Regions from separate parts of the Homo sapiens genome. Here region 1 is linked to region 2. The links are chromatin contacts, found by Hi-C or POLR2A ChIA-PET in ENCODE. All regions are on one chromosome and are shown on one strand. Each heading gives the region's core, a stretch centred on a gene start or an enhancer-like site at or near the end of the contact. The rest is flanking DNA. Distances are from core to core; before and after follow the strand shown. Region 1 overlaps ANKS1A (ankyrin repeat and sterile alpha motif domain containing 1A). Region 2 overlaps ANKS1A (ankyrin repeat and sterile alpha motif domain containing 1A).

Evidence for each region. A loop is a pair of places that touch in the nucleus more often than their neighbours do. ChIA-PET counts read pairs that join two places held with the same protein, here RNA polymerase II (POLR2A). Pooled maps may share reads with other maps.
Region 1: a loop to region 2 is called in a map of posterior vena cava, with 13 times the contacts of the local background. The contact joins two enhancer-like sites. A Hi-C loop is called at or near these places in 5 of 168 maps with a recorded cell type or tissue (IMR-90, cardiac septum, heart left ventricle and 2 more) and 3 of 50 pooled maps. POLR2A ChIA-PET finds 5 or more read pairs at or near these places in 5 of 52 experiments (A549, A673, AG04450 and 2 more).

What each region holds. Positions count from the first base shown.
Region 1 is chr6:35,090,109-35,093,973 of GRCh38, reverse strand. It overlaps ANKS1A (ankyrin repeat and sterile alpha motif domain containing 1A), which reads right to left. Exons shown (of 24, transcript NM_015245.3): 24 at 2,568-3,865. Among named protein-coding and RNA genes, the nearest start is that of TCP11, 49 kb to the left of the region's middle. Within about 2 kb of position 2,478, at least 3 of the 41 ENCODE cell types and tissues checked have a DNase peak (open chromatin) inside an H3K27ac peak, as active enhancers do; they include heart right ventricle, where a contact is called at or near this core.
Region 2 is chr6:35,055,917-35,059,717 of GRCh38, reverse strand. The region is part of intron 12 of ANKS1A (ankyrin repeat and sterile alpha motif domain containing 1A); the gene reads right to left. Among named protein-coding and RNA genes, the nearest start is that of TCP11, 84 kb to the left of the region's middle. RefSeq lists enhancers at 1-234, 1,273-1,792. Within about 2 kb of position 1,489, at least 6 of the 41 ENCODE cell types and tissues checked have a DNase peak (open chromatin) inside an H3K27ac peak, as active enhancers do; they include heart right ventricle, where a contact is called at or near this core.

The sequences.
Region 1 (3,865 bases), core at 1,229-3,728, 33 kb before region 2:
AGCATCACAATCACTGGGCGCTGGTGAGCGTTCTGTCTCTTCACCAGGCCCCCTCTGACAACATGCGTGAGGTTGTTGGGCACCTCATTATAGCTTTGTGAGGGCAGAGGTCTTGGCCTTTGCTGATCTGGGTGGGGCCCCATTTTTCCTGTGGTGCTTGGCTGGAGTAGAGCAGTTATTTATTGTCTAAATTTTCTGTCTTGCTAAGCTGCCCCTTTCCTGGTCCTCTGGCTGGGAAGAACAGGTTTTTGTCTGTGCCCACTGGTGTTTCCACTGGGGGTTTTAATCGTACTTAGTGGGAAGAGCAGGGAAAAGAGCATCTACTGATCTTCCGAGACATAGGCGTTAGTTTACTTTTGATAGCTGTTGTCAAGGTGTCCTTGTTACATGTGGTGCACATGTTAGTTTTCCATTGTTTCTTTTTCTCAAAGGTGCATTTTGCTATGCAGAAATGTTTAGTTTTTATAGACTCAAATATATTAATCCTTTTTAAAAAATGGATTCAGGGTTTTATAACGTTTGGAAAGGCCTTTCTCAAACCACGCTTATTAAAAAAAAGCCTCCCATTTTCTTCTAGCTTTGAGTTTTGTTTGTTTTTTTGTTTTTACATTTAAATATGTGAGCCATCTGGAATTTATTTTGGCATAAGTTGGAACAGGAATCTCCCTGCACTCCCTCCTCCTTGGCTGCCCAATTGTCCCAGCTCCATTTACTGAGTAATAAATATTTTATGGTGTTAGGAAAATTCTATTTGGTAAATAGTTGTTTATAATAGTGTTCCTAACAGCCGAATCCTGAAAAAAGCGGTCTCAAAGTCGTAGAGGCTGCACGGAGGAAGGGATGGTTCAGACTTTAGCTTTCCTTGTTGTTAGTTGATGACAGTGGGTGCAGTGTGAGCCCCAGGCTGAACTGCATGACACACTAGATAGTCGGCCTGTCCCTATTTATGGGACTTGGATACCCTCTGGGTTCAGGAAGTCAGGGGTGGCCATGGCTGACTAGAGGGTGTTTTGAGCTGCCTTGGAAAGTGCTCCAGCTTGAAAGTTCCTCCTCCGTGGCCTGGTCATTGCTGAGGATTGATCTATCCCAATTTTCAGTAGTAACAACCCAGCTGTCTAGGAGCCTGAGCATCTGTGAAGGGGAGGCTCATGAGGATGTGGAGGAGTATGACAGAAATGAGCCCCTGAAGGGGGAGAAAGGAATGAGTGGAAGAGGCCAGGGATTGTGCCTCACACAGAGGCAGAATGTGTAAGGTGGTCCCAGAAGGGATGATGATAGCAGCTATGTGTCCTGGTGCCCTGATGACACTAGTTATGACCTGACCTTTCTCTTCTGGCTGTCAGGTTTCTTCTGCTTAGGAAAGAGCGCCATAGCCAGGGAGCCAAGGGATGTGGGGATGAAGAACCCCTCTGGAATGTGAGGCCTCCCCCACTGGGCCTCAGTGGACTTTCCCAACTCAACGCAGTGTGGCCTACAAAGCCCTAGTTGGGAGTTACAACCTGGGATTTGGCTCTCTGCCATTCGCTGGCAGGCTGGCTAGGAGAGAATCATTTTCCAAGTCTGGACCTTGTTTTCTCTACCAATAAAAGAGGTTAAGTTTTAGACATAAACAACTATTGTTTATGTTCAATATGGGTACTGAACTAGATAAGTGAATTTTCTTTTTTAAGGCCCTTTTAAGAAACGGAAGCGTCCACAGAAACTCAGGAATAAAAGCGTTCAGTGCTAGGCAGCTGGGGTTGAAACAGGCCTAGGAACAGGGGCTCTGGCAGCTGGAGCCACTGGACCAGATGGGGCTCAAGGTCCCTCCCGCTTTATGAATAGAGGCCCTGGGCCCTGCTTTATGAATAGAGGTGACAACACCTGTCCGGAAAGGAGTGGGGCTAATGAGATGGTTGCCTGGAAAGCTAGCAGAGCTGGAACACAGGTGCTCCATCAGTGAAGGGGCCAAGGTGCTCCGTCAATCAGTGAAGGGGCCGCTATGACCGCTTGCTTGTGCTTTCCCAAATTCTCCCCTTTAAATACAGCTCAGCACCCTGCCCCTTCCTCTCCCTGCCACCAGCCCTCTGGGAACACTTTGCCCTCTGCATCCCTACCATAGCACGGCTTCGGGCTGGTAGCTAGTTGTTTATGTCTAAAACTTAACCTCTGCAATCCAAGCAAGTTCCTGAAAGGAGAGCACTTTCTTTCACAGCTCTAGATCCCCCAGGCTGCCTGGGAGGCAGATGTTCGGTTCATGTCTATGGGTGGACAAGCCCAGACCAAGAGGCAGAAGAGATGCCACTGCAGCAGTAACTAGAATGTGGCCCTGGCTTGGTGTTCACAGAACGATGTTCCTAAGGAGGGGAAGGTGAATCCTGGGGCCCTTGCGCCTCACAGCACAGCTGTAACTAACTGTTTGTTAGAGAGTGCGAGACAGAAAGCCAAACAGCCAAGCTGTCGTCATCTCAGCCAAACGGTGTAGGATGCGAATCACTGATCCTGAGCCTGCGTCTCGCCTGTGCCCACGCCTCTGCCAGAAAACCATCAAGACGCTTTCCAATTCAAAGACTCAGAAGAATTAAGGCTGCGTTCATGTCGCTTCTCATTTATTAATTCAGTCTGTTCTAAGTTGTGTACAGTTATGAAAATAACAAAACCAAAGCTGGAAGCCCAGAAATATTTACACTCTCTTGGGTACTGAGGTCAGTCTATGTTGTTGCACAGATTGGTTATGTTTGGTACCTCAAAGTGTTTATAATTCAGACAAAATCAGACAGATTAACAATTTTATATACAGTAAAACAAAAGGGAAAGTCATTCAAGTATCAAAATACAGAGACAAAGATTAAATAACATTTTCATTACAGTTCAGTCCATTGCCACACCATGAGCAACAATACTTCTGAGCTGCTTTCTGCTGGCCTGGGCATCTCAAAGACAGACCCAATTCAGACTGGTTTTCTAATGTCTCTGACTGCAGCTCTGCCTGCTCCCTGCTCAAACCCGAGCATCTCGGGAACTCCCATTAGTGTCTGACGCTGGAGGGCCCAGGAGGGACGCAGAGAGCTGCACACGCAGAGCCTGTCGGGAAGGTCTTATGCGCTGAGCAGCTGGTGGGCAGGGGAGAAGAGGTGGACAAGAAGCCTGTGGCTGGGACAGGTACTGAGCCCATCTGAAGTCTCCCACCCGAATGGGCTCCTTCACAGTTCAGAAACGCAGCGACAGGGTCTGCCCCTGGTGTGACCTGCACTTGGAGAAGTGCAAAAGTAGGGGCCTTCCCACTTGAAGCCTGTCCTTAAAGTTATAATAACCTTTCTAGGAAAGGGAGACTACCCATCCCAGAGGAGAAGAAAAGAAAGAAAGGCCCAGTCATTTTCCTTTCTTGAATATTCAGAAATAAACCAATCTCTAAACAGAACCCAGAGCTAGAGCAGACTAGCCAAGGCTTCCAATATGAAAATACCCTGAATAAATAAAGATGATATAGCAGCTTCAAGCAGAAGAAACACCTATGGATGATCTAAGCACAAAAGACAGCTTGAGGAGTGCATCGTAGTGTCTGCGGTTTCTTTCGGACCTACCGCCCCGCCCCCGACAGAGGCCCACTTGGATGTGGCCTGGCCCCTTAGGAGGAAGACGGGCACCAGCATGTGCGCAGTGGCAGCGCAGTCTACTCTGGATGCTTTAGGGTTCCTGGTCAACTCTTGGAAGAAAGCCGGGGCCGAGAACTGTACAGCGGTAGCTCATGGGCATCCTCACAGGCCCTGAAAGGGGCAGGAAATGAAGTAAAACTGCAAGGTGTCGAGATCTTCGTTTAGTACCAAGAAGTGGAGGAGGGCCTGCCTCTACCGCAGAGAGAGCTGAGTCCCAGGCCCCAACCTGC
Region 2 (3,801 bases), core at 240-2,739:
ACAAGCCCCGCCGCTCCTCTCATCCATGCAACTTCTGGAGCCCCTGTGGGGCCGTGGCGAGGGGCAAGTTCTGCGACCTTGCAGCATAAACCAGTCAGGAGAGAGCACACATCTTCATGCAGCTGAGGGACACAGGCACACAGCGAGGGCTCCGGGAGGGAAGCAGCAGCGGCGGCTGTTCACCGGGACCCAGCACATGCAACACAAGCAGCACAGAACACGGCAGGGGGAGAAAAGAGACTTTTACTTGTTTTCCCCCAGCAGTCCCGGAATAAGCAAACCATGGCCACCGGCCCTTTGTGCTCAGAGGCTCAAGGCAGCAAGGGGCTGAATGGGGCACATGGGCCGGGGCTCGGGGGTCAGGCTCAGGTGTGGCTCTGCTGGGACGGCAGCATCGCATTCCGCCGGGCTGCGCGGCCAGTGGGCCAGGAGCCCGATCCACAGCTAGACTCTGGCAGCTGGCAAGCAGGGCGTCTCCTGGGCCAGCACGCCGTCTGAAGTGTTGCCTTCTTGGGCCAGGCTGGTTTTCAGGGGCTGGGCATTCATTTTCCTCTTCTGATAACAGCTGTTCCAGTGACTCACCTGCCTGCTCAGGTAGAAAGCAGGCAGGCAAATTCAGTTCTTGGGTAAAGAAGACAAAACCCAACCAGATAAAAGAGAGAAAAAGGAAGTGGTCCTCTGTCAGCTGAGCTGTGGCGGCTTAAGTCTATTCACGTCCTGCGCTGTTCTCTCTTTGGCTGAGTGATAAAGACAGCCACAGTCGTCCCAGGGTCTCTGGATCTTGGCGTTCTCCTCTAAGGATGAGCAGGGAAGGGAGGACATCTATTTGCTCCTCGATCAGCATGGGGATTTTGGTGGTGCAGGGAGGACAGAAGTTCAGCCCTTTCTGGCAGACCTTGGATGTTCTGAGCTGGATGCCTGAACCCCAACCTACTTCTCTGATTCTTGTGGGCAAGAACAGATGAAAGAAAGAAAAAAGTGAAAAGGAGGAAAAAGAGGTACAAGGAAGGAAAAGGAAGAACCAACTATAAACACATCACCTCCAGTGAACTCCTGACACGGTGAAAGTCATTCTGCCGTTCCCAGGTACTTTCTGCCCCTTGGGGCAGGACAATGCCAACTTCCTTGGTTATCTACAAGACCCTGGTGACCAACTCTGCCAGCCTCCACTCCCTCTCCTCTGTCTCCTGCAGAACAGATGATGGTCAGGGACCCGGCGGCCTTCTGGATGCACGCTGCCGCAGCGCTCCAAGATGCCGAGTCTGGGGGATACTTGAGCTCCCCTGCCCTTGAATGGGGAAGTCTGCTCCAGGAGCCTACGTGGCAGGTTCTTCTATGCCCATGAAGTCAAGTGTCCCCGGGTGCTGATTCATTCTTGCTTGTAATCCCCCAGCCGGGCAGCTGTGGTCCTGCCTGCTGCCGGTGGATGTGCGCGCTGACAGAGCCGCAGCAGAATGCTTTGTCTAAAGGCTCCTGGGCTCCACGCTGCCTGCTGCTGGCTCCACAGTCCTTGCTCACTCTCGTAATGTCTGGCCCTCCCCTTCCTCCCCTCCTCACCCTCCCCCTTCCAAGCTCAGGAAAATACATCAGGGATCGGACATCACATCGGAGCAGAAGCAACTGCTGCTGTGGCTGCTGAGGGAGAAGGAGACAGCAGCACTAGCATCAGAGCGAAATGACAGATTTCCCAATAGCCGATGTTGGCTGCACAAATGCATATGAAGGGCGGAGATATGAAACTTTACCTCTAGCTCCAGGGGCTGGAAACAGCTTGTCAGGAAGAATAGAGAGGGACTGCTCCTAGAGCTTTGTTCGACAGTTTCCAGGACAGCCAGGAGAGGACACAGGAATGACCAGACCCAAAGGGCATAGCCCACAGGTAAGTGACCCCCCTACTTGCCACTTTACGAATGACTGTGCTTCTTATAAAAACAGGCAATGAAATAAGGCCGTTACACTTGATGTTCCTTAGGTGAGTATACCAAACAAATTGGGGACGGACTTCTCTTGGGGCCTGTTAGAGCCCAGGGGAAGTGCCCCACCCCAGAGCAGGCCACTCACACTCTGGGGGAGGACAGCGATGGCCAAGGGCAAGGGGGAAACCAGGGCCAAATCCCAAGTACAGATGGAGACAGGCCAAAAAGATAAAACAGGTACAGGGACAGAAGTCCAGGGCTTCTAAATATGCCCTGGACACATTACCCTCTAAATATGCTGGGAGATACTGGTATCCCAATAGGCTGTAGATGAGCCCTGGAAAAGAGAGGGTTCTCATCAGGCCCCAGAAGGATCCTGCTTGACCAGCTACTCAATACCTAACATGGCTGGCTTTATCAGAAGACAGCCAAGCAAGTTCCCTTCTGCTTGACGGAGAAGGCCTTTGTTGACAGAGCCAGAGTGGCCTGGGCCAGTGGGAAGGCATACCCTCCTGGACTCCTGAGAATGGGAGTTGGCACAGGGATGAGTTAGCTGTAAACGCTTCTGTTGGCGATTCAGCTAACTAGCTCCAGTGGTGGCAGCCCAGGGGCCTGTGGCCCTAAAAACAGAACTGAGACTCCAATGCTGTGGTCGTGCCCTTCGGCTGGGGGGTGCGGGCGCCTCTGCAAAACCAGTGGTGCTGGGCAATCCCACACTTGGTGCAGGGCTGCCTGCTGGAGGGCCTGCTCCTCCTCTACCCAGACTAACCCCAGAGCCCAGATCTTTTCTCCCTGATCCTGACGCCCAACCCAAGGACAATCTGAACCCTGATACTGACCAGTCAAAATAAACAGTGATTCCATTTTGGTCCAAGCTGAAGACAGTACTCCCTGAGATCCTGGGGAAAGCCCCCTCCTGACCCATCAGACAGGGTTCATGGGCAGGCCTGAGCCCATCCTCTCCACGCTTCAGCACCTGGCAGTGGTGCAGACACAGCAGCCTGGGGCTCTGCAGCCCGGGTGGATGAACCCGCTGTTTAGGTGGTCCCCCACATGTGCCTGTTCTTGACTTTCCCAAGCTGGACTATAGAGGATGGTTCAAGAAAATGAGTACTAAAACAAGACTGTGTGCTGGGATCCAAAAACCCAAGGGTAGAGACAGACTGCCTCTCAACACTCATATGGGTTCACGGGGGACAAAAACTGGTAGGTGGGGCCAGGCATCGTGGCTCACGCCTGTAATCCCAGCACTTTGGGAGGCCGAGGAGGGTGGATCAGGAGGTCAGGAGATCGAGACCATCCTGGCTAACACGGTGAAACCCTGTCTCTACTAAAAATACAAAAAATTAGCCGGGCGTGGTGGCGGGCGCCTGTAGTCCCAGCTACTCGGGAGGCTGAGGCAAGAGAATGGTGTGAACCCGGGAGGCGGAGCTTGCAGTGAGTGGAGATCACCGCGCTGCACTCCAGCCTGGGCGAAAGAGCGAGACTCCGTCTCAAACAACAACAACAACAAAAATAAAACAAACAAACAAAAAACTAGTAGGTGGGATCAGACAGGAGACCAGATGTCACGGGAAGAGCTCAGCATTAACCCTTCCAAGGGGAGGGCTCTTCCCGAGGTGCTGCCACATCTCCCGACTTATCAAATCCAAGAGGCAATGGCTGTTTCTGACTCACAGCTCTCAAGCATATGCAAGTGATTTTGGCTCCTGCTCCTTGGACACAGAAAGCAGAAACCATCCTCAATGGAACTGACTGCTATCCCTCCCATCCCTGTGGTCAAAGCACAGCTTTGAAAATGGTAACAGTGTTTGTCTCAGTCCTGAACATCCATTTCCCGCAAACACTTGACCCTTGGAAAAGCTTGCAAGCTACAACAGAGTGT